Linked DNA regions of Homo sapiens: region 1 is linked to region 2. Evidence: chromatin loops called from intact Hi-C (ENCODE). Cell type or tissue: dorsolateral prefrontal cortex. All regions are shown on one strand. Each heading gives the region's core, and the rest is flanking DNA. Links, peaks and the distances in the headings are about the cores only.

Region 1 (11,488 bases), core at 5,288-7,787, 480 kb before region 2:
CTGTACAAGAAAGCGTTTCCTAGGACCCCCACTGCCAGCAAGGGCCCCTTATGCCTCCTTGGCTAAGAAGGGGTCTTATGCCTGCCCCTGACCAGAAGGTGGAGCTACCATGAGGGACTGAACCCCATCCGGTGGGACCTGTGGGGCTGGTGGGCAGTGGGGTGGGCTTGCGGCAGAGGGAAGGGCCGTGCAACGGGGCCCCAGGGGAGCTCTGCGCCCTGCACGGCTGACCAGGCCGTGGGTCTGTGCGGAGGGCCTGAAGCTCACCTGTTTGCCATTGATGATCAAGCTCAGCCTTGTCCTCCTGTGGAGAGAGTGTTTTAATAATTTATTAATAGCCAGAAGGAGGTTTCTTATTTTGGGGGCTGATGTCACTTTGAAAATTGGCTTTTAGAAGCATCTGGTTGTGTTGGACATAATCACATCAATTTACTGAAAAACCTCAAATGATAAAGATTGCCTTTTGCTTTCAAAGCCGCTGTCAGATGAAACAGGCATTAAAAGTGATTTGAAGTTAAAGCGTTCACACTTTACCAGGCGATCCTCATCATTTTACTTTGGAAATGAAACAGAATGAACTATTAAAGGAAAGGAAAGTTGCCTGTACTTTTCTCCCACCAAACAGGGAGGTGCTTCCTAAAATTATTTGCCTTGACCAGCAGCAGCAGGCCCATCTCTGTGTCCAGGGCCACACGGAAGGGAACATTCGCATCTGCATGCTGCCCATGTTGCCTTCGCTGTGGTCAGAGATGTGGATTGAGCCCATGGGGGGATTGGTTTGGGAATGGGGTCTCTGTCTCAGGGAGCAGCCTCTACAGTGGGCAGGTGGTCCTCACAACCCCAGCTGTGGCTGGCCTCTCAGGACCTGTGGGCTCCCTCTGAGAGCTGGGGCACCCGCCCTGGGGAAGGGTGAGTCTTGGGGCATCCCATGGACGCGCTTGGTGCTCCGTCCTGTTCTGTGAAATGGGGTCTTGGGGGTGAGACGAGGTCCTCAGTACTGCGCTGGTCTGGGAGGCCAAAGGGAGAAGCTGCCCTGAAATCCTGGGTTCTCACAAGCGTTTCCAGCTTGCTTTCATGTGTGTGTCTGTATGCTGGCTTCTGTCCCACGTGTGGCTTATTGCCCTGTGTGGGCTTCTTTAGCCAAGGTGCAGGCTCCAGATGGCGCTGGTCACCCGTCGCCAGGAGCGCTGGAGACGCTTCCCTGAGATGGGGCAGTGGAGAGGCGCAGGAGGCCTCTGGGCGTGAGGTTGGAGCTCCCGGTCCCTCTTGCCTGCAGGTCCTGGGGGGCGGCTGGTCTGCTCCTTGCTGGTCATGTGACTTGGGCAGGCACCTGGTCCTCTCTTCATCTCTGTGAGCTGAAAGGTACTGGCAGTAACGACTGGGTTGCTGTGAGGTCTGAGCCTCCTGAACTGCGCCTGGGCACTGAGCCGTCCCCGGGTCTCAGTGCTGCTTGCTGGTGGGTGGACACTTCCCGACCAAGGCTTTCTGGGGCCTGGTGACGCTGAGTGCCTGGCCCTTTTGTGCACTTCCAAGGCCCAGGAAGGAGGCAGACCCTAGGACAGGCAGCGCTGGCAGTGGCCAATGAGGTGTGGATGAGTCCCGTCGTGGCCTTGGTGCTTGCGTTCTGGCCTCTGGGCTGCTGCTCTCTTCCGTGGCGGGACACCGTGTTCGTCGCGGCCTGCCGTGGCGGGGTCAGGGAGCCTCGCACGGTTGAACAGCTGAGCACATTTCTACAAGTCTCTTACAGGCAGTTGGACAGAAATTCAGATGAGCGTGAAGGAGGCGGCATGGCAGAAGATGGGAGGCCACGGTGGCCCAGATCCCCGAGGGCTTTGCCAGGCGGGCCTCATTTTAAAGTCACTTTTGTTTGTTTCTCATTGAAAGTAGCTTGTAGTCACTGAAGAACAGAGCCCTGGTCCAGCTGAGGTCACGGGTCATGAGAGCAGCTGCTGGGCATTTTCCCTCGTCTGTGCGGACCAGCGGGCACGTGCTTGTGACCACGTATGTTCTCCTCTGCAGTTTTTACCAAGTATGTTGGCCGTGTCCATCTTTCCCTGGTAGTGAACGCTGTTCTCGCCATCTGAGGAGCTTCTCAGGGTGCGGCTCCACTGCCCTGTTCCTCGTAGCCCAGTGCCCGGTGCTCCCTCTTCGAGGCGTTGCCCTGTTCCTCGTAGCCCAGTGCCCGGTGCTCCCTCTTCGAGGCGGTGCCCTGTTCCTCGTAGCCCAGTGCCCGGTGCTCCCTCATCGAGGTGGTACCCTGTTCCTCGTAGCCCAGTGCCCGGTGCTCCCTCTTCCAGGCGGTGCTGCTGTGACGGTGCCGCTGGGGTAGCTCACGTGGCAGCATCTCGGAATGCTTGTGCCTCAGGCCGAGCTTCTGAAGTGACGGCTGGGTCATTCGTGTGCCTGTTTTCAGGAGCTTGGCTTTTAGAAGATGAATGTTGCCTATCAGCCGGCGTAGTGTGCCGCTGTGAGCAGCCTACACCACGCAGTCTTGATGCACTTCCTGGGTGTTGTGTAACTTTCCTTCTCTGCTGATCTGATGTGCGGAACAGAGCGCCCTTCCCACAGTCGCTGTCTTGGTGACTTGGTGTTCCTTTCACCAACATGACACATGTCCACGTCCGTGAAGCCAGAAGCCAGCAGGTACCTCAGCAGGTCCTGTGGGTCGGGCTCCTCTGCGGAGTTCCTGCCGTTGCTGCCTTTTTAAAGTTTGCCTCAGTTTCTCTCCATAGTTACTGCAGTAGCATTCCAGCCTGTTTCAGGGAGGATCCTGGAGCTCTCCCACCCAGAGGAGTTCCAAGGTAGGGAAGGCCGCCCAGGGAGGGTCTGATGTCAGCTTGCCGTGCAACCTGGTGCAGGAAACAGATCATCCCGCAGTGAGCAGATGCCGAGCCGGAAGCCATCACCTCCCTTGTTTGAGGAAGAGAAAATGACACCATATCTCGGAGTTAGCTGCTGGGCCACCAACCAGCCTGGAGCAAGAAGGAATTTTCCTAGCATTGAGCTATAGTTTTGACCCCTTTTACTGGTGAAGCACAGTTCCAAACGCTGCTGTGAGCTGGACTGAAGTTTCTGTCTGAATGTTTCTGCGCTCTTAGGACTGGAGGCTGGAAGCCCCACGGTGGCACCTGTGCTGCATTCTGGTCTTGGGGCTGGAGTTGGTAGAGGCAAGAAGCTTCTGGAACTCTCAGTGTAGGACTTACTGCTTTCCAGGGTTGCGAGGAGCCTGCTTGTTAGCTTTATGCGGGTTTGCTCAGGTGCTGCACTGGAATTCCTGTCTTACAGCAGAGAGAGTGTCTGTGGGGCTGCTTGAGGATTCAGCGGGATGACGTTGGTAACGTGCCTGGTGCAGCAGCTCTCGGCAGTCCCCGGGACGTGGTGCTGTGACGAAGGGTCCGGGGCTGGCTGTGGAGCCAGGAGCAGGCAGGGCTCTCAGTGGGCAGCGGGGCAGCCTACAGGGCACTGGCCGTAAGGCGCTCCAGGAGGGTGGGGTGCTTGAGTGCATTGCAGCCTGGGGGTTGGGTCAGAACCACCAAACCTTGCCTCCTGTGTGTTTCTCCCTTCCTTTAGCCGTGGACAGATGGGGCGTCATTGGTCACTGGTGTGAGCAGAGCGTGTCAGAGATCCTGGGCCTCTTTACCTTGGAGCAGGAGCTTCATGGCAGTGTAGGGGAGCCTGGCCTGGTTTACGCTCAAGCCTCGTTTCGGCTCTTAGAATCTGAGAATGGACCTCCTGGTTGTGGGGCTGAGGACAGGGCATACTGTTCAGAATCAGTGGGTGGATCTGGTGCGCCCTCTGCTCACGCTTCACACAGGGCACCCCGGGGCTGCCCTGTAGCCTCCCTTCCCTTTCCGGGCCCTCTTAGTCTCCTTGGCCCTTAGGGACCCAAGCACCCCTCTGCCTGGCGTCCCCAGCTCTGCCGTGGGAAGAGCCGGGACAGGAGGCTGCAGTCCTCTGTGGCCCAGCCCGTGGCCATGCTGTCATCTTTCAGATCTGGGGGGGAATAGGCCAGCGTGCTCTGAGGGCTCGTGAAGAACAGGGCTGGGAAGCTCGGGCAGGGATGCGTGGGGCCATGCTCTTGGCGGTTTCTCTGCTGTGCTGGAAATAAGACCGTGCTTTGGAGAGGGCTGGTGGCGGGAGCGGGGCCTCTCAGGACCCCGTGAGGGCTCCAGGGTTCAGGTGTATCATCTGTAATCCCGGCGATGAATGACGATGGGGACGCTGAGAGCAGTCAGTGTTTGTCTCGCATCTGCCCTCACCATGCGCTGCGCTGTGCTTCATGCGCAGCCTCTCACTTGAGCCTCACAGACGCTCCCAGCTGGAAGCTCTTATGATTCCCTCTTTTGCAGGGAGGAACTTGAGCCCCGGGCTAAACAGCTGGGAGGTGGTGAAAGCAGGACGTGCGTCCAGGCCTGTGGGTCTCCAGAGCTCTGTGGGATGTGTTTGCAGGTGGCTCCTGGGTCCCTGTGGGACACGTTGTGTGGCTGCCGTCTCGGCTTTGGCCTTGCTTCTCTGCCTCAGCAGAGACCCTGGGTCATGGATCCTGCCTGGTGCTGTTTTGCCTGTTTGAAGCCCCAGGCATCCTCCTCGATGCTGACTTAAGGTAGAGCCGGCTGAGAAGTCCACAGAGGGGAGCCCCTGAGGGCCGTGGATGCAGATGGAGCTCTTCATGTTGGGGTCTGCCCTGGCCTCCCCTGCCTCCCCTCTGTGCATCGGCTTTCCCAGAAGTGCATTCCAGCCTGGGCTGTGATCGCCGCAGTTTGTTTTGAAGATCCCACCTTGCTGCCTCCAGGCAGAAGAGCCCTTGGCCTGAAGCCACAAGGCTGGCATGTCCTGGAGCACCTGGCCGTGTGGTGCTTCCAGGTGCCTGGGCCTGGCCTGTTTCATCTACTGCTGCCATCAGGGGCCTGGGCAGCGTCAGGAGGAGTCAGGCCCTTGTCAAGCATAAGGGACTCGAGAGTCATTGGGTGTGATGAGTGGATATCACCATGTTTTCTGTCACAGACGGTGCTTTTCTGAGCCTCTTCCTGCCTCAGGTTTCTGTCACCTCCCAAGAGTGAGTGAAGATCAGTTTACTAGTTATGAGTCTTTCCTGCTGTTGGTCCCAGGTGGTTAGGCCGTCCTCTCAAGGACGTAACAAGGCCTTGTCACCTGGCATCTGAATTATGGTGCACTTGAGTCATCCAGAGACCAGCAAGGCATACGAGATCCATGGTGGCTGGGCTGTTCCCCTCTTGCACTTGAGGGGCCTCCCGCTGGAGAAGCCACCACTGGCCCAGGTTCCTGGGGCCTGTGTTTGCATTTGGCTCTACCAGGAGTGGCTCTCCGAGCGAGTCTTTCTGGTGATGGTGACTCCTGTTGGGGGTTTTGAGGCTCAGTGCAGTCGCCTCTATGGAGCCTGTGGACGGTGCTGGCTCAGGGTGCAGGTTTTTAGCTAGTCCTTGTCATCACTGGCACCGTGTCCTGCTGTCACTTTTTGAGGTAATGGGAAAGTACAATTTCTGGGAGCCTTCAGGGCATGGCAGGGGTAAGTTTTCCAGGGGACTCTGTGGGGCAGGATGTCTCCTGTGTGTGGCCAGTGGTGATGATCAGACGGGTTAGGCGGTGGGGGCATCTGGGAGGTCAAGGTGACGGAATTTGCCGTGGATCAGTGTGGGTGAGAGAGCACATCGGGATGGCCAGTTCTGGCCTGCCCTTGAACTGACCATGGCCTCAGCCATGTGTTCCCAGCAAGTCTCATGCTCAACCTGACCACCTGCTCTCGGCATAAGGGGGCCCCTGGGGTTTGACATGGCCAGAGGCCTTGTTGCGTCCGTTCGGCTTTGGCGCCACTCGATGTAAATGGTCTTTGGCAGAAGGTGTGGAATCAGCCTGAGTCTAATGGGCTGTCTCCATGTATTCCACGGTGGCAGCCTGCCATGCCTGTCTGGTCCAGGGCTGTGGCAGGGCACGCGCCAGGAGCTCTGGGTGGCACCGTGCCCTTCACCGTGGGCTCAGTGGCAGCTAGGGGCGCTCCGTCCGGCAGCAGAGAACCCGCGTGATCTGTCTGTATCCTGCTCCTGTCCCCCTCTGCCCCTTGTGCGTCCCATGTGGGGCTGGTCCCAAGAGTTTCTCCCGCAGCCCCGGACCATGCCTGGGACGCACAGTGCACCTGCGCCATAGAGGCCTCAGCCCCCAACCCAGCCCTGCACCAGGGGACAGCCTTTTGAGGCTCCTTGTCTGTCTCTAGAACGGGGCCCTTGATGGCATCTGCTTTCCTGTGGTGGTTCCAGTGCGGATGCTGGCACGTGCCTGCCTTGTTCTTTGGCGAAGGCTGCTCGGGTTAGTTTGGCTAGTGTGGGCCCTTTGAAAAGCCGTCTCTCTCGTGAGTCAGTTGTCTGTCTGTAGGATAGCCCCAGTGAGCGGGTTTTTGGGGAAATGTGAGGGACATCCCTGTGCCTGGGGTCTGGCACCATGCACTTGAACATGGACCCCTCAGTGAGTCAGGTGCCCCAGAGTGCGCTGCTCAAGGTGACAGGGGAGCAGGCCCATTCTGTGCTCACGGCTGTGCGGTCCACCTGCTGGCCGGTGATGGCTGCCCCGGCGACCCTGGCCTGGCTGGTGGCCTCTGCCTGTCCTTTTGGTTCTCAGTCCCCCTCTCTTCTCCACTGGGACTTTAGTAGGAAAAGAGGACTTGGCGGCACCTGTCCCGGGAGCCAGGCCATGTGGAGGAGCTGGGCCTTCCCCAGGCTGTCTGTGCGGCACCTGCCTGCAGTGCCCAGACTTGGACGTGAGATGGTGCCTGTGGCATGTGCAGCCGCCCGCTCCTCTGTGCTCAGCTTAGAACCTCCTCGTGGGGCCTCCTCAGCGGGGGTGGGTGGGTACCAGGCCTGTACATTTTGTGGCCAATTAGAGGGAGAGAGAGAAGGGGGGCATGGCATGGAGATGTCTGGGTGAGCGGGCGTCTGTCTTGGGGCCTCCCTCCCTCATGCGGTGCCTTCTTGTTCCTCCAGTCCTTTCCTGATCAGGGCTAGTGAAGTCCCGGGTTGGGGGACATAGACCCGGTGCCCATCCTGCCAATGCCGGGTTCTCTGTGGCCCCCCAGTATGGTCTGGGGGCCTGTCTGAGGCACCATCATGTTTCAGGCTGCAGCTGGCTGCTGGGCCTGAGATCGAGCCCCATCTCTCCTGAGAGGGGGTCCAGCCCATCCTGGCTCCAGGGGAAAGCCTGGGTCATCAGCAGGCATGGTCGGGTGTCATGGCTGTGCCCCGCAGCACGCGGTGTCTGCCTGCTTGGAGGGGCCTCCGCAGTGGGGCACTGCGTGGCCCTGTAGGATGCAGGCAGGCTTTGGCAAGGCTGGCCCTGCTCTAGGTGGGTGTCTGAACCTGTTCCCTCCCCAGGCAGAGCCCGCAAGGCGAGCACACGCTCCTTCATGACGGGGCCGGGTCCAGCGTCCGCTGCCGCTGGGCTCTGGGGTCTGTCCGGGGTGCCTCCGCCTGCTGCTTTAGCCAGCTTGTGTTGCTTCTTTCAGCAAGATGAGCTGCCGTTAATATTTCACACCCAGACTGTTTCCCTGAATGTTTTGCATTTCCATATTTAAAATGGCATTTACATATTCATGGCTTTTTAAATAAGTTTTTATTGTTAAGGGATGTGGAAGTGGATGAAATGTGAAACTCCCCCTTTTATTCAAGCACTAGAAAAAAATTTCATCCCAAATGCAATCACTTTCTGAGTGTTTAGCTCTGTGGCAGTTGCCATAGGAGATTGTTCCAGAAGCCAGTGGGTCCCAGGGCCATGGAGCCGCCCTTTCTGGCATGCAGGGACTGGGGGAAGGCAACTGCCATCAGCATTGCTTTCCAGCCGAGGTTGGGCATGGAGGCCTGGTTGCTCCTTGGGGTTTCTCCTGGCGGGGGCCTGGCCTCGTGCTGGGATGCGGGGCCGGCTCCCACCCACATCCATGGCTCTTGTTTTGGAGGAAGTGTCTAAGGCAGACGAGGCTCTTCATCTTGGAAGTGGCTAAGCCAGGGATGCCTGGCTTCTTTTCTCCCTTCTCCCTGGTCACTCGGCGTCCCTGCCCTGGTTGGCCTCTTGCTCCCGGCTTTGCGGCTGCGGCTGCAGCTAGGGCCTCGGAGGGCCATTCGGCCCTGGTGCACTCTCCGATTCTGAGGCGTGGAGGGTGGCACCGGCACCCTTCACCCTTCAGGGTCCTTTGAGGGTCCTGTGTAAGAACATGTGCAGGGCGGACGGGGGCTGCTGGAGGGGTGCTGGAGTCACTGTTTTACGTTTGGGCAGTGGTGAATGTGGCTGAGCCTTTGCCTCTGGGACACTGGCCTGGGGAAGGCCCAGAGGAAGCCACCAAGGATTGACAAGAGTGGGAGGCCTTGGGAGAGGCGTCTGCAGGGGCCACCTGGGCTTGGACGCTGTGTAGGTGATCTTGAGCCAAGCACAGGTCACAGAAGGATGCACGTCCTGCAGGGAAGTAGTTGAGGGCTTTGGAAGCCTGGCCACCTGGCCTGTGGCGTGCTGTGCTGCAGTGGAGCAGGGCAGGGACTGGGGGGGGGCGGGGTCCAGATAGTAGACCATAAAAACAGGGAAACTGAGGCCTGTGGGGGGAAAGAGACTCTACTTGGTGGAGTGAAGCCTAGAGCATGGATTTTTCTGATCTGTATTGTTACTTTTTAATATTTTTAGGCATAAAATTGTTTTTTATCATCTCAGGCCTAAACCACCCACAAAACCTTAGCCTTGAGGGTCGGGGGAAGTGTGGTCCGAGCTGCAGCTGGCCTCTCCACGCAGAGCCCCTCACACTGGCCCCTGCTGGAGCCATCTGGACGGGGGTCTGCCGAAGCCCGGCTTCCTCCCCCATCAGCCTTGAAGGAGAGTGGCGGGTGTCCTCTGTGGCTGTGGAGTTCTCAGCCTTGAAGGAGAGCGGCGGGTGTCCTCTGTGGCTGTGGAGTTCTCAGCAGTCTGCCTTTGGCCCCAGCCCCTGGCAGCTTCTCCCAGCATGAGTGTTGTATTTTCCATACTCTCAGGGTGCTGGGTCATTGGTAGTGTCTGGTTCCTCCTGAGACCAGAGGCAGGACACAGAGCTCAGGGCTGTGGCCCTGGGGGCATGGCTGGGGGAGTCACCTTCACTGCTGAGGGTGGGGGGCATCTCAGTGTGCGTCCTGGGGCCCGCAGCGCTCCCGCCTTGGCAAGCCCTGGACTGCAGCCTGTGAGCTCAGAGGGAGGGTGGTCCCGTGAGCTAGGGTGGGGTGGGGGTGCGGGGAGGGTGCTCCCATGGGTTGGCTGAGAGTACATTGCTGGCTCAGGGGGTCGGGCCGTGTGATCCCCGTGGCAGCCAGGGCTTAGGCTGTGGACATGGTGTGGGGTGCTTCCTGGGGGTTGGGCCCTCCTCACAGTCCTCGCCCTGTCTGGGTGGGCTGGCCACACAGGAGGGTGAGGCTGAGGCAGCCTCGCCTGCTCTTCCTCCTCGCCTCTGGCCTCGGTACCGGGGCGTCTGCTGAGGAGGAAGACCGCTTGTCCTGCTGGGACCTTGGGCCTCTCCGATGCATGTTGACTCCAGCTGAGAGGTGTTCTCCTTGCCTGTCCTGCTTTTCATCTGGAAAATCAGGTCCAGGACTCTTGCTTTGCAAGATGAGTGGAGAATTGAAGATTTCAGAAGTTCCCAACATCAAGCAGGTGCTCAGGGAATGGCGGCATTGTTTGCAGGAGTGGGGTCTGTGGTCTCTGTCACTGGGTCCTGCTCACTTGACCCCCGAGCCTTTCTTTCCTCATTTGTATTAGGGTCAGTTCCACCCTCAATGGGTTTCTTTGAAGGGTATGTGCAGCCTGCCTGGGGGAAGGCAGCGGAGTGCTGGCCTTCCTCTCAGTGCTTGCTTGGCCCCTGGGCCTGGGGTTCTCAGAGTGAGGTGCTGCAGGCGATGGCGGTGTGGCCTTGAGAGCGGGGGAGGCCCCATCTGCTGCTTCCCCTCCGGCTGACTTCTCCTAACAAGCCGGAAGTGTGCGTCTGGCATTCATGCCCCCAATCCCCACCTCTTGATGTGGTTCCTTCCGTTTTGTCAGTAGGATCTGTTTTCAACCTCTGCATGCTGAAGTGCTCATCTCTCTAGGCCACTTGGTCTGGCGCCCACCTCGTCGTGGTTCTCAGGATGCCTCATTTCATTAGGCTGAGTGGCTCTGGACTAAGTGCACCTGCAGAGCTGACCGCCCCACCGCCAGCCTGCTGAGCGCTGCCGCAGCCAGGACGGTGGCCAGGGAGCACGTCCCCTGGGGCAGCAGATGCATCCCCTTCCTTTCTCCTTCCCTTTGGACCCTGTATGCACCCCTGCATTCTCTCACCCTCTTTAGCAAGTTAAAAAAAAGCTGGCATTTCCTCCCACCCCCATGAAACCCTTTGTAACAGCAGTCTCAGGTCCGCAGTGTCAGGGGCTGCCCAGTGGTGGTGAGAGCGCAGCGTGGGTGCAGCCCTGGTGAAGGGCCTGGGACTCACAGCTCTGTGCTCTGATCATGGGCTGGCCCGCGCTGTCAGTACAGAAACGCCCTGTGAACTTCAGCTGCCATCATGGCCTGTGTCGTGTGGCTGGTGTCGTGTGGCCCTCGCATAGTTATCCGACATGGCACCGTCGGCACAGAAACGCTCTGTGAGCAGCAGCTGCCATCATGGCCGGTATCGTGTCCTCGTGTAGTTGCCCCATACGTCCACCTCCTGCTTGGCTTCCCCTCTTTGGAGCCTCCAGGGCCAGAGGAGCACAGTTCAGAAACTGCTGGTCAGGAGACCTTTCCTGGAGAAGTTTCTGTTCCGGTTGTGGATCTGGCCTGTGTGGGAGCCTGAGGTGGCATCTTTGAGGTGACCCGGGACCATGGGGAAAGCGCTCTGTTTCCTGGCTGAGGTTTTCAGGCAGTGCCATGGCACAAGCCTGTCTGCACCTGGGGCTAGAGGTGGCACGTGCAAGTCACAGAAGGGAAGGAGGAGACAGCCTGGGCCCCTCACTCACCTGGGCCAGAGGTGGTGTGTGCAAGGTGCAGAAGGGAAGGAGGAGGCAGTGTGGGCCCCTCACTTGCATGGGCCAAGCAGACCGGTAACATGCCTGCCGCTCTGTGACGTTTCTGTTAGAGAGCGGAAGGTGTCTGACCTCAGCTCCCCAAATCAGAAAACGGCATCTGGAGTGCCATATACGTTTGAGAAGAGGGTGCTTGGGTCAGTTCTGTCCTTTGCAAGCGAACATCTTTCTTGGCCCCCAAAAGGTGGTAGTAGAATGTAGATTTCCTCAAACATTTGGAGAAAACACAGAAATGAATACTACTTGAATGTTGTTTATTGTTGCTTCAGGAAGAGAATAGGGAGATGGGAGAAGGGCCCTTGCTGGGGTTGGTCCCTAAGTATTTTGGTGCCCTGAACTTCTGTTTCCTTGCTTATTTTGAAGGGGTTTGTGTGAGCCTAACCCCAGGAGAGCAGCCCACACCCCACAGCGGAGCCTAGAGCAGGGTCAGGGCTGCCAGGAGC
Region 2 (11,488 bases), core at 5,099-7,598:
ACTCAGGGGCTGGGACCGAGGAATGTGACCCCTCCCCGTGCGTGACTGGACGGTCCCCGCGCGGAGCGAGGAGGCTCGCAGCGTCGGGGGGAGGGCGGCCCAGCAGGGAGGGCGATGCGAGCCTGGGGAGGGGTCAGCGACTCGGCCAGGAGGTGAGGACAGCCCCCTAATTTCCGGGAAGGGAAGGGCAGGGGGCCGCGTCTGGGGGGCGCCGGGCAGGGTGCGGACGGCGAAGGGGGACGGAAGGGAGAGAGGCGCTGGGGAAGGGACCTCTCGGAGGCACGGGGCAGCGTGCGGGCTGCGGCAGCGACCCCGACCCGGGCCCCCGGGCTTTGTCGGGCTGAGCCTGCGCCCGCTCCGCCGCCGCCAAGTTCCTCCAACTTTGCCCGCTGCGCTCGGATCGCGCGCCAGGCCTGGGGGCGCAGCAGGGGCTGGGGGCGCACGCTGCGCACTCGGGGACGCCCGGGGTTCGAGGTGGCGGGGGGCTTGGCCGCGCCGCTCCCCGGGGGTGGTCCGGGTCCCAAGTCCCCCAGGTTCAGCGCCCGGCCGCGCTCGCCGCTTACCTGCCCGCCCGGCCTCGGTTCCGGGGCTGCGCCCGCAGCCGCCGCCGTCCTTCAAGCTCTAACTTCGCTCCCGGGATTGAAATTCCTCCCCAGCTTCGCCCATCGATCTGCGCGCGCGGCCCCGCCCCTCGCCGCGCGGCCGGGGGGGAATTCAAGCTCGCCCTGCCCCCTCCCGCCCCCCTTCCCTCCCTCCCTCCCTCCTTCTCTCCCTCCCTCGCTCCCTCGCCCGCCTGCGCGCTCCCTTCCACCCCCTCTTCCTCCGCCGCGAGTCCGGCTCGGAGCCTCTGGCCCTCCCCTTCTCTCCCTGGCCTCCCGAGCCCCCTGCTCTCCTCGGCTCCCCGCGGCAACCCGCTCCTTCCCTCTCCCGGCGACGCGCAGGGGCTGGGGAAGGAGGGGAGGTCCTAGAAAGCGCAGGGGGCGTCCTCGCGGTCCGTCCCCGGCCCTCCCCGCCCACATCTAAAAGGTGGAGGGGGTGGGTGGGTGGGTGGGGGGAGTGGGGGCGACAGCTGTTGGCTGAACAAGCTACCCGCGACTCCCACCACCTCAAGCAAAGCCAAGGCGTTCTCAGGTCCTCCCGTCGGTCCGCCCCTTATCCGGGAGGGCAGGGACCTAGGGGCGGAGAACGCAGGGCGCAGGCCGGGCCTCCTCTGCCCAGCCCTGGCCCCGCTTCCTTCCTTCATTCACCCCAACCTCTGTGAGGACTTCAGGGGGTTCTGGAGCACTCTTCGGCTCAGTTTCACCCTGACAACCTGCCTGTGCGGAAGCCCCCGTCCGCATGTTACAGGAAGGGAAACTGAGTCAAGAGAGGCCCAGAATCTGGCCCTACACAGCGCGTCGAAGGCAGAGCCCCAGGGGCAGCCTGGACCCCCGGCAGGAGCCTCGGGACTCCACGCTCGGGCCGGGCAGGCCCCGGCGGTGCCTGGACAAGCCCGCGTTCGCAGAACGGCCGGCGCCTGGGGACCCTCTCCAGTCCCCGCGCAGCCCGCGCGTCCCCGCCGGCGCCCCCTCCCCGCTTCCTGTCCCCCGCCCGCCTCTGGTTCCCGGCCTCAGTACCCCCGGCACGCTCTCCGCTCGCCGCCAGCAGCTGGGCAATTCAACGAGCATACAAAAGAGTTGACTCAATTCAAAGGCAGCAAATCAAGATAAATCCTATAGTGTGTGGGGACCGGAGAGGGAATGTGAATGAACGCCCACGACGCCGTTCAGTCCTGTATGGACCGGCCTAGCCCGGCTGCAGGGCCTGACACGCCCGGGTCCTAGGGTTCTCCAGGAGCCAGAATCGGAGAGTGGGCTCTGAGCTGCCTTGGCTCCCAGGCCCCCAGCACTGGCCCGAATTTAGTAATTTAGAGCTTGTGGCCTCCTTCGGCTGGCTGGGTGGGGCTCCCGTGATAGGGGTGCAGAGCCTTGAAGGGGAGTGCTAGGACGAAAGCCAGTGCGCCCCCACGATTTCATGCAAATACTGGGGGGCAGGGGCCCTGGAAACCCAGCACAGCCCCAGGGGCCGGCAGGAAGGGCACCGGTGGTTTGGAACACCTAAGCTGTGGCCTTTCTCCCTCTGCCCCGACCTGGACCACGGTCAGAGCCAGGCCGCAGGCCAAGAGCAGGTCCTTGTTTACCCACCAGATAGATACTGCAAGCCTGGGATGTGCCAGGCCTGGGCCTGTGGAACGAGGCCGGCGGTGAGCGGGGCACCCTCTCCTCCCTGCCTGTCTGTGAGGTCTCCCCAGCTGCAGCTCCACTAGGGAGAAGCTGGTCGGCCCCCAGAGCTTCCTTGGTCACGCTTGGAAGGTCCCAGTAAGCTACCCTCCAGCTTCTGGCCTGGCCAGCCTTGTGCAGAAGATGACCACCGGGCTCCGGGCCCCAGCCTATCCACTCCGCCTGCCAAACATAAACCCCAAGAGAGGTACTGGATCCCCATTTCCAGCAGGTTCCCCCAGGCCTGTGCTGGCCAAGTGCAGCCGAAGCTCTGGAATGAGCCTCCTTTGCCTTCGCAGGTGTCCCCCGTGTGCCCTGCGCTGTGCTGGGCGCCTGCCCGGAGGAGCCGCGCCAGGACGTCCTGCTACTTCCCAGGAGCAGGCATGATGAGTCCATTTCCTCGGGGTGCAAACTGAGGCCGAGGGCCTCTTCAGAGCGCCCTTGACCGGTACTGCCTGACCCCAGAGGTCAGTTCTGCGGTCACTCGGGGTCTGAGATCCACGGAGAACCTCAGAGGTCAACTTGAGGGGCGGGTAGGGGTACGCGCGCGGGGCCGTGGGAGGCGAGATCCCGCAACCTGAGGAGCCAGGACCCCAGCAGAGAGCGAAACCTGGAGCTGGGGGAGGGGACGGCAGAGGACTGGAGGCCGGGCTGCACGGCAGGGGTCGAGTCCTCGCGGCCGCCCCCCCCCCCCACCCCGAGCGGAGGCTGCGCCGTCCGGCTGCGACCGAGTCCCCGGAGTCCCGGCCGGGTCGCCCCTCCCCCGTGGCCGCGCCGATTGGCGGCCTGCTGTTACCCGGACGCCGGCGCCGCCGCCGCGAGGACATCTGTCCGGGGCCCAACGCCGCGCTCCACGCCCCCTGCCCCTCCCCCAGACCCAGAACCGGGGAGAGGACGCGGCGGTGAAGCTGGGAGGTTGGAACCTGGAGGGCGGCGGAGTCCCGGAGTTAACGGGGCGGGGGGCGGGGCCGGCGCTGGCCCTGGGGACAAAGATCCCCACGCTGCCTGAGGGCTGGGCTCTGCAGACACCGAGGCAGGAAGAAGGACTCCGTATTCCCCGTCCCCCAGATCCTCAAATCCACTCAGGCTCAGACCTGAGTGTCCAGGTGGGGTGGGGGAGACCGAACCCTCCTGGGCCCTCGAGGCGCGCGAAGGCGACGCTGAAGGGGGGACGCCGGGACGCTGCTTCCTCCCTGCACACGCCGCCCGAGCTGCATCCCTAAACGCTCCAGGAGCTTCGCGGGTCCCCCCTGCCCTCCACAACCCCCGAAGCTGCCCCCAGCGACCTCTCCCCGCCCTCAGATGGGGCCGCAGGGGCGGGCGAATGTGTTGCGCTCGCCGTGGGTTGGGAGGAAGGGCGCGGATTGTAGGAAGTCCCTGCTCCTCCCTGGGCAGCCTGGCCCCGGGGACTCGCGCTCAGCCCGCGGCGGAGGACTCGGTCGGGAATGGTGCTGAGATTGCGCGGGTACGGCCCAGGGCCGTGACCGGGTGGCCACCGTGCAGTTTGGGAAGAGAAAAAGTTCGGGGGGGGGCCGACACCCCGAGATCGAAGAGGGAAAATGGGAGGAAAGCAGGCGGCAGGGAGGGAAGAGCGGCGGAAGAGGGACCAGGAGAGCTGGGGGTCCGCTCTGGGCCCCGGGGTCCCGCCCCACTCGGCAGCCCAGCCCAGCCCAGCCCCGCCGCGCCAGCTTCCCGGACCGGGAGAGGCTAGGGTCACCGACGCCTATTAATAGCCGCGAGCGGGTCCTTCCCGGGAGCTCCGCAGCGGTCGGCAGAGCCCAGCCACCGGCTGGGGTGGGGGCGGGGGTCCCGTAACACCCCCTCCGGAGGTTCAAGCGGCGCGGGGCGGGGCGCTGCGCCCCCCCACGCCGGCTTTGCGAAGTCGAGGCACCCACAGCCCACTCCCTCCCCACCTCCGACTCCGAGACCAGGTTTCAGATGAAGAGGGGTTCGTCTGTGGTTCAACTTGGGGCGCCGCGGCTACCCCAGCGCACTCGAAGGCGCGCCCAGCCCCCTCCCCCTCTTTCTGCCCAGCCGGCTTTTTGCTCTCAGCGCGCTCCGGAAAGTTTCGGGGTCCCCGCGGCGCCTCCCTAGCCCTAGGGGTCCGGAGTCCTGGCCCTTCCAGCCGCGGCGTCGGGGAGGGAAGTTTGTCCGGCCCAGGCTCGGCGGCCGCTAACTTCGGGTGCGCCCGCCTCCGAACCTGGGTGGGTGGATGGGGACGCCCGGGAGCCGCGGGCCCCGAGCGCCGCATCCAGAGCCCCGCGGGCGGGGAGACTCGGCCCTGGCGCGGACGCCGAGGTCAGGGCACCAGGGATGGGGTGGCCCGGGCTGCGAGAGCCGCTGGGGACCCTGCGCTGCCCCCCGCCGCCCCCCCCAGAGAGCATCCTCTTCCCTGCCTCCCCTAGGGGCGGGGACCCTCCGATCCCGCAGCGGCGACAGAGGGGTCCCCCGGCCCCGGACAGCCCCCTGCCCCTCAGGCCCCTTCTTACCTGGGCCGGGGTGCGGGCCCCGGGCTGGAGGCACTGTCGCGGGCGAGCAGAGCGCGCGCACCCCGGTTCCCCGAGCGCGGCGGCGGCGGCGGCGGCTTCCCCTCCTTCCTCCTCCTCTTCCTCCTCCGGGCTCGCTGGCTCCAGACAGCCCTCCTCCCCCTCCCGCCCTGCCGGCCCCTCCCGGAGCCCGCCCGGCTGGACTCGGCCTGCGACCCGGAGCCCAGCGGAGCCGGCGGGAGCCAGGCTGCGGCGCTCACTGCGTCAAGCGCGGGGCGAGCGCGGGGCGGCGGCGGCGGGGACCGCGCGCTCGGAGCCCGGGGCTGGCCGGGCAGGCGGGGGAGCGGCGGCTCCGGCTCCGACTCGGGCTCGGGCGCGGGCGCAGTGGTGGCGGCCGCGGCAGCGCCGAGGTTGTAGCACATTCTTTCTGAGCGTGATGGAAGGTTTCATGTGGGAGAGCGCGCGGGGAGGGATGGGGAGGGGGCGGGGGCCGCGGCGGGGGCGACCGGAGGGGCGGGGGGCGGGGTCGCTGCCCGCACGTCGGTGGGCTGGGGGGTGGCCGGAGGGGGGCTCCGGAGGGGAAGTTGGAGCCAGCCGCGGGGGCGGCGTGGGAAGCCGAGTGGCGGCCTCGCCCCCTCCTCCTGGCCCGCCCCGCTCGCCCCCTGCCCCCGCCCCAGGCCACCCAGAGGCTCCCAGGCTTCGGTTTGGAAGAGAAGCGTCCGAAGGTCTGGGGGTCGGGACCCTGGTGGCGCTGGGAGGTGGGCCCCTGGGTGGGGACACGGCTGTGCTCACAGGCGCCCGGCAACCTCGTGGAAGTTGACCCCAAGTCAGACCCTCTGTGAGCGCGCGCGTCCGCGAGGGCCAAAGCACAGCCCGCAGGACGCGCGTTTGCGGGGCGGGGGGAGAGCGGGGCACTTGGGGGCGGGGAGGTGGAGCGAGAGGGTCGTCGGGCCCCTGGCGGCCCCGCGTCCCCAGAGACTCGCCCTCCCCTAAGGTCGCCGACCCCTCCCTCCCTTCCCTCCCCGTTGCGCGTCGCCCCCCGCCTTTCGGCCGGGAGGAGGGGGAGGCGTGGGAGCGGCCCGGCGCCTTCCGATTCCCGGAAGGTTCGGTTTAGCGGATTTCCCTCTCCCTTCATGTGCCTCCGGAATCCCAGCGGATCCGAAATCGCGCCCTCGGGCTCTGAGCCGAGGGGTCCCCCGTCGCTCCCTGGTGGTCCCGAGCCCTCGCCGAGCGGTCTCACGGCTTCCCAGGGCGTCTCCCGCTCCCACCCGCCCCTTCCCCAGCCTGCGGCTTTCGTGTGGGCTAAAAATTCCAAACCAGGCTCAAGAGCGCCCTCGCCCGGCTAAGCCCCCGCGCGCCGCTTCACAAACCGGCCGCGTGCGGAGCTGCGGAGCCCGGGACCCCCAGCGCGCGCTGGGCGCGACACTCTGGACCCCGCTGCCAGCGCCGCGCCCCTCCGGCCGGGGAGCCCCACACCGTCAAGAGGGCAGGGAGAGGGGAGGGGAGGGGACTACTGGAGGGGAGGGGGCTGCTCCCCGGGTGTCTTTCCCGGAGGAGGTCCCGGGACAGGGGTGGGGGTGGCGCGGGAGGCCGCAGACAGCGCGCCCCGAGGATGGCCGGGCCGGGGATGGGCGCGCGGGGCTCCTGTCCGGACGTGGGTCCAACGGCCTCTCCGCAGCCCAGAAACTCCGTCCAGCCCGCGGGACGGCCGCCCGCCCTCCGACCCCGAGCCTCTACCACACTTGTTCCTGCAGGACGGGGTTGGGGGGACTGAGACCGTGATTGAGGCCGGGGCATGGAGGAAGTGCCGCCGCCTGCTCCCGGGATTGCTGGACACGAAGGGTGGAGGCCAAGGACGGAGCCCCTGCCTGCGGCTGTCCAGCCCTTAGTCCCTGCGCGGGGGCGCCCAGACCTCCAGGGAACAGGGAGACAGAGCGGGCCGAGCCCGGCCTGGGGGGGGTCTCTTCCTGGTCCCTCAGGGAGGGTCCCGGCTGCTCTGAAGCGCGCAGTGGCCTAGGTGCGCACACAGCCCCTTTCTCTCACTTCCCCCCTCCCCTACTCGAGGGGCCTGGAGAGTCCCGGACCTGGCTCCTTGGAGGAAGCTGGGAGAAGGGAGCTGTCCCGCGGACCTTCCAGGGCGCTGAGGAATTTCAGCCCTGACTGACTCCCTCTGCAGCGCCTTCCAATGCTGAAATATGCCCTCCTGTCCCGTGAGAAGGCAGGGCCCCCGCGGGGCCTGGCTGGCCTCGGGCTGCTGTCCCCCCTCAGGCTGGGAATGGGCCACCCCAGGACAGACCCGAAGAGAGGAGGTGGGAGGAAGGCTGGCTGTCTCTGGCCTCTTCTGGAGCTCTCTCTCCCCGCCTCTGTTTGCCTCTGTCAGAGAATATGTTTGTTCTCTCTCTCCCTCTTCCTCTCTCTCTCTCCCTCCACCCTCCTTTTCTGTCTCTTTCCCTCTTCCTCTTCCTCCTCTTCTCCCCTCTCCCTTTCCGCCTCTCCTCTCTCCTTTTCTTTCTCCGTCTTGGTCTCTTTCTCTCTGACATTCATCTCCTCCTGATCCCCCTCCCCCAGCAGACAGAGGTACCCAGAGGCAGCCTGTGTGGTGTAGACACCTTACAGCACATCCAGGGAAGATGCGTGTGGATACCCACCCCAGCTCCCCGCCGCAAGCCGGTGTCCCACAGGAAGATGCCGCAGCCTCACTGGGACAGGAAGGCTGGAACCCCCCCCACCCCATAGCTCACACTGTGGTTGTGCAGAGAGTTGCAAAGGCATCCTGCTTCACACACCCCCGAATCGCACACACCCCGCCCCACCCAGTGTAACCCTCACACGCAGGCACGCACACTGGTGTGGCACTATGACGATCCTTCCTGTGATGGAGGTTCCTAATGGCTGGTGGCTGGCATGAAGTCATTTAGTCCTCACAGCAACCCTAGAAGTGAACCAGCTGTGAAGATCTCCAGTTCCCAGAGGGTAACATCGAGGGGTCCAGAGATCAAGTACCTTGGCCAGGGTCACCATAAACTGGAAATGGCCAAGCCAGGGTTTGAATCCAGATGGTCAAACTTGAAGGCAGCTGTACTAAGCATGTTCCCATCTGCATATGCACATGCGTTCACGCACAGTCGCTCCACACACACGTGCTCGCTCAGGCCTCCTTTCTGAGGTGCTGCCACTGCCCGGCAGCAGCCCAGACGCAGCAGCGATGGCCCGGTCCATCAGACAGCCTGTCTTTCCAGAGATGAGTCAGCTGGGCCAGGACCTAGGACAGAGCTAGGGATGGTGGGTGCACCCCCACCCACCTGGGCACCGTTGCTAGATCCAGGGCTTAGCAGGTCCTTCTGATGTACAAAACGTCCTCGTTCAGAAGAAAACGGCCCAGTTTAAGACCTGCCTGGGCAACATAGTGAGACCCTGTCTACAAAAAATAAAAAATTAGCTGGGTGTGGTGGTGTGTGCCTATGGTCCCAGCTATTCAGGAGGCTGAGGTAGGAGGATCACTTGAGCCCAGGAAGTGGAGGTTGCAGTGAGCTATGATCGCACCACTGCACTCCAGCATGGGCAACAGAGCAAGACTGTCTCAAAAACAAAAAAAGAGCTAAACTGCCAGTAAGATTCTCATTTTTATGGAAACAAATCAACCACCATCTCATGACCCACCCAGCTACCCTTTGGGGAAGAGGCTGGTCAGTAAGAGCCGTAGGGGCCTGGGGCTGTGGGGCCTCAGGGCTTTCCTTAGGTGGTTGGAAGCACACCCCCTCCCCTCCACCCTGCCACTGCCCTGAGCCTGTGTCCCTGGACGCCCTGACTTGATGTGTCAGTTTCATCCAACAGAGTGTGAGCTTGAGAGAGCAGGACAGACTGACTCACCTCCAGGCCTCAGTGCCCCACTCCAGCCCCACATGACCACACCCACTTCCAGGATAAGTGAGGACTCATCTGGTGGCTTTGATACCTTTGCCCCCCTGCAGGTGGTTCCTGCGCCCTCTCTCTGCTGAGGATGGCCTGGCTGGAAGTGAATGACCCAGTTGCCTGAGTGTGTTTGGGGGAAGCAGGGGAGGGATAGAGCAGCTGGGATTAACCGCGAAGGAGTGGGGAGAGAATTCCCCCCGACCCCCGGACCCATCCTAAGGAAATGGTAACCAGAGAAGAATGGTGACAATCTCTTCCTGTCCCCAGAACTTCACAGCAAGAACAACAAATGCCCATAAAACCCCGAAGCCATAGATTAAATGATGTGTCCAATTTCTATCTCAGGCAAAGAGCCAGTTCCCCCTATATAAAGAGCTCTTACAAATCAATAAGAAAAATAGCCAAGAGGCCAAAAAAAAAAAAAAATAGACAGAGGTAATGAACAGAAAAGGAAATCAAAAGGATGTTTAAACAAATGAGAAAGTGCCTATGCTCACTCCTAGTGACAAAAGTGCATGCTGAAACTGTACTGATGTGATTTTTCACTCATCAGATGGGCACAGATTAAACAGTCTAAGGACACACCCTGTTGCAATAGTGTGGGGAAGCAGACACCCTTGGAACCTCTGAAACAATGTCAAAATTCCAAATGTACACACCCTTTGGCCCAGCATTTGCTTCTAGGAATCTGTCCTCCAGATACTCCTCCCAAATGTGAAAAATGATATATTGCTTTGTACAAGGTTATTCGCCGAAGCACTCTTTGTAACAGCAGCAGATTGGAAGGATCCTAAGTGCCCGCTGACAGTGCAGTGCTTAAATCATCATGGCACATCCAGCCGGATAAAGGTGGACTGATTGGAGTCCATCTGCAGATGTTCTTTAGTGTGAAAAAGCAAAAGGGGCCGGACAGTGTATATGGCACCTTTTTTTTTTTTTTTTTTTTACACTGTGTCAAAAAGGAGTTAATGAAATGACATTTTAGTTGCCTGCACACACTGATTACTGGAAGGAGACCCAAGAAACTAGAAATAGTGGGTGCCTCCTGTAGGAACCTGGGGGCTGCAAGTCTTGGGGAGAGGGTAGAAGGGGACTTTTTTTTTTTTTTTTTTCTGAGACAAAGTCTCACTCTTGTCCCCCAGGCTGGAGTGCAGTGGTGCGATCTCGGCTCACTGCAACCTCCACCTCCTGGATTCAAGTGATTCTCCTGCCTCGGCCTCCCGAGTAGCTAGGATTATAGGCACGTGCCACCACACCTGGCTAATTTTTGTATTTTTAGTAGAGACGGGGTTTCACCATGTTGGCCAGGCTGGTCTCGAACTCCTGATCTCAGGTGATCCACCCGCCTCAGCCTCCCAAAGTGCTGGGACTACAGGAGTGAGCCACTGCACCCGGCCGGGGACTCAATATAAAAAAATATTTTTAACGTATTATTTATTTACAGACAGTGAAATTCATACTTCTTCAGTTTTATACTGTTCAGAACTACAGTTCTGAAATTGGACAAATGTGGACACTGGTTGCCATCACTACCTCCATCAAAATACTGAACATTCCCATCACCCCAGAAAATGAGACTTTTCCCCATATGCCCCTGTAATGCCATTTGAATTCTGTGCAATGTGCAGACATGTTCCTTTATAATAAATTTCAATGTGAAAATGAAAATGGAAAATTGTTTTCTATCATCTCATCTGGTTCCCACTGTAACCCAGGGAGGTGAATCCTTCCTTCCCCCTTTTACAGGTGACAAAACTGAATTTTAGGGGGCAACTTGCCTAAGGAAATCCTGCAGGAGCAGGTTGGGATGGGAACCCAAGGCTTTTCTTTTTTTTTAAGACAGAGTCTTGCTCTGTCACCCAGGCTGGAGTGCAGTGGCACGATCTTGGCTCACTGCAAGCTCCGCCTCCCGAGTTCCCACCATTCTCCTGCCTCAGCCTCCCAAGTAGCTGTGACTACAGGTGCCCGCCGCCACGCCTTGCTAATTTTTTGTATTTTTAGTAGAGACAGGGTTTCACTGTATTAGCCAGGATGGTCTCGATCTCCTGACCTCGTGATCTGCCCGCCTCAGCCTCCCAAAGTGCTGGGATTACAGGTGTGAGCCACCGTGCCCGGCCTATTGTAGCTATTTCTTATAAATGGAATCAGACAATATGTGGTCTTCTGTGACTGGCTAGTTTCACTGAGCATTGTTTTTGAGATTCATCCATGTTGTAGCATTTCAGTATTTTATTCCTTTTTATTGCCAAATAGCACTCCACTGAGTGCCTGGAGCACATTTTATTACCCATTCATCAGCTGATGGTCATTTGGGCTGTTTTCGCGTTGGAAATGTGAGTCACACAGCTAGATACATTCATGTACTAGTTCTCACGCGCACATGTGTTTCCATTTCTTTTGGGTAAACACCTAGGAACGGACGTGTTGGGTCATATGGTAAGCCTATCTTTCACATTTTGAAGAGTTCACAAACTCTGCCAAAATTTTGATGCCACATGTTATGTTCCCAGCAGCAACGTAGGAGAGTTCCTATTTCTCTGCATCCTCGTCAACACTTTTATTATTATTATTATTTTTTTTTCTGAGATGGAGTTTCACTCTTGTTGCCCAGGCTGGAATGCAATGACACGATCTCGGCTCACCACAACCTCCACCTCCTGGGTTCAAGGGATTCTCCTGCCTCAGCCTCCACAGTAGCTGGGATTATAGGCATGAGCCACCACACTCAGCTAATTTTGTATTTTTAGGAGATGCGGTTTCTCCATGTTGGTAAGGCTGGTCTTGAACTCCTGACCTCAGGTGATCCACCCACCTCGGCCTCCCAAAGTGCTG

Evidence for each region. A loop is a pair of places that touch in the nucleus more often than their neighbours do. Peaks named below come from ENCODE experiments on the same cell type or tissue, not always from the same donor. Only the 100,000 strongest peaks of a DNase experiment are listed, where the experiment ranks them.
Region 1: it touches region 2 in a loop (2.5-fold over the local background); 3 of 110 quality-filtered maps call a loop at or near these places.

Annotation. Positions count from the first base shown.
Region 1 is chr7:2,137,047-2,148,534 of GRCh38, reverse strand. All of the region lies in intron 11 of MAD1L1 (mitotic arrest deficient 1 like 1), which reads left to right. Among named protein-coding and RNA genes, the nearest start is that of SNORA114, 54 kb to the right of the region's middle. RefSeq lists a silencer at 976-1,162 and enhancers at 7,968-8,573, 9,875-10,014. In dorsolateral prefrontal cortex, for the core only: a CTCF peak has its summit at 6,764; a DNase peak (open chromatin) is centred at 6,774; H3K27ac peaks cover 719 bases.
Region 2 is chr7:1,659,430-1,670,917 of GRCh38, reverse strand. It overlaps ELFN1 (extracellular leucine rich repeat and fibronectin type III domain containing 1), which reads right to left and starts at 641. Exons shown (of 4, transcript NM_001128636.4): 1 at 564-641. RefSeq lists enhancers at 1-502, 503-1,209, 1,210-1,917. In dorsolateral prefrontal cortex, for the core only: CTCF peaks have their summits at 5,879 and 6,078; a DNase peak (open chromatin) is centred at 6,077; H3K4me3 peaks cover 1,662 bases; H3K27ac peaks cover 671 bases; H3K27me3 peaks cover 1,829 bases.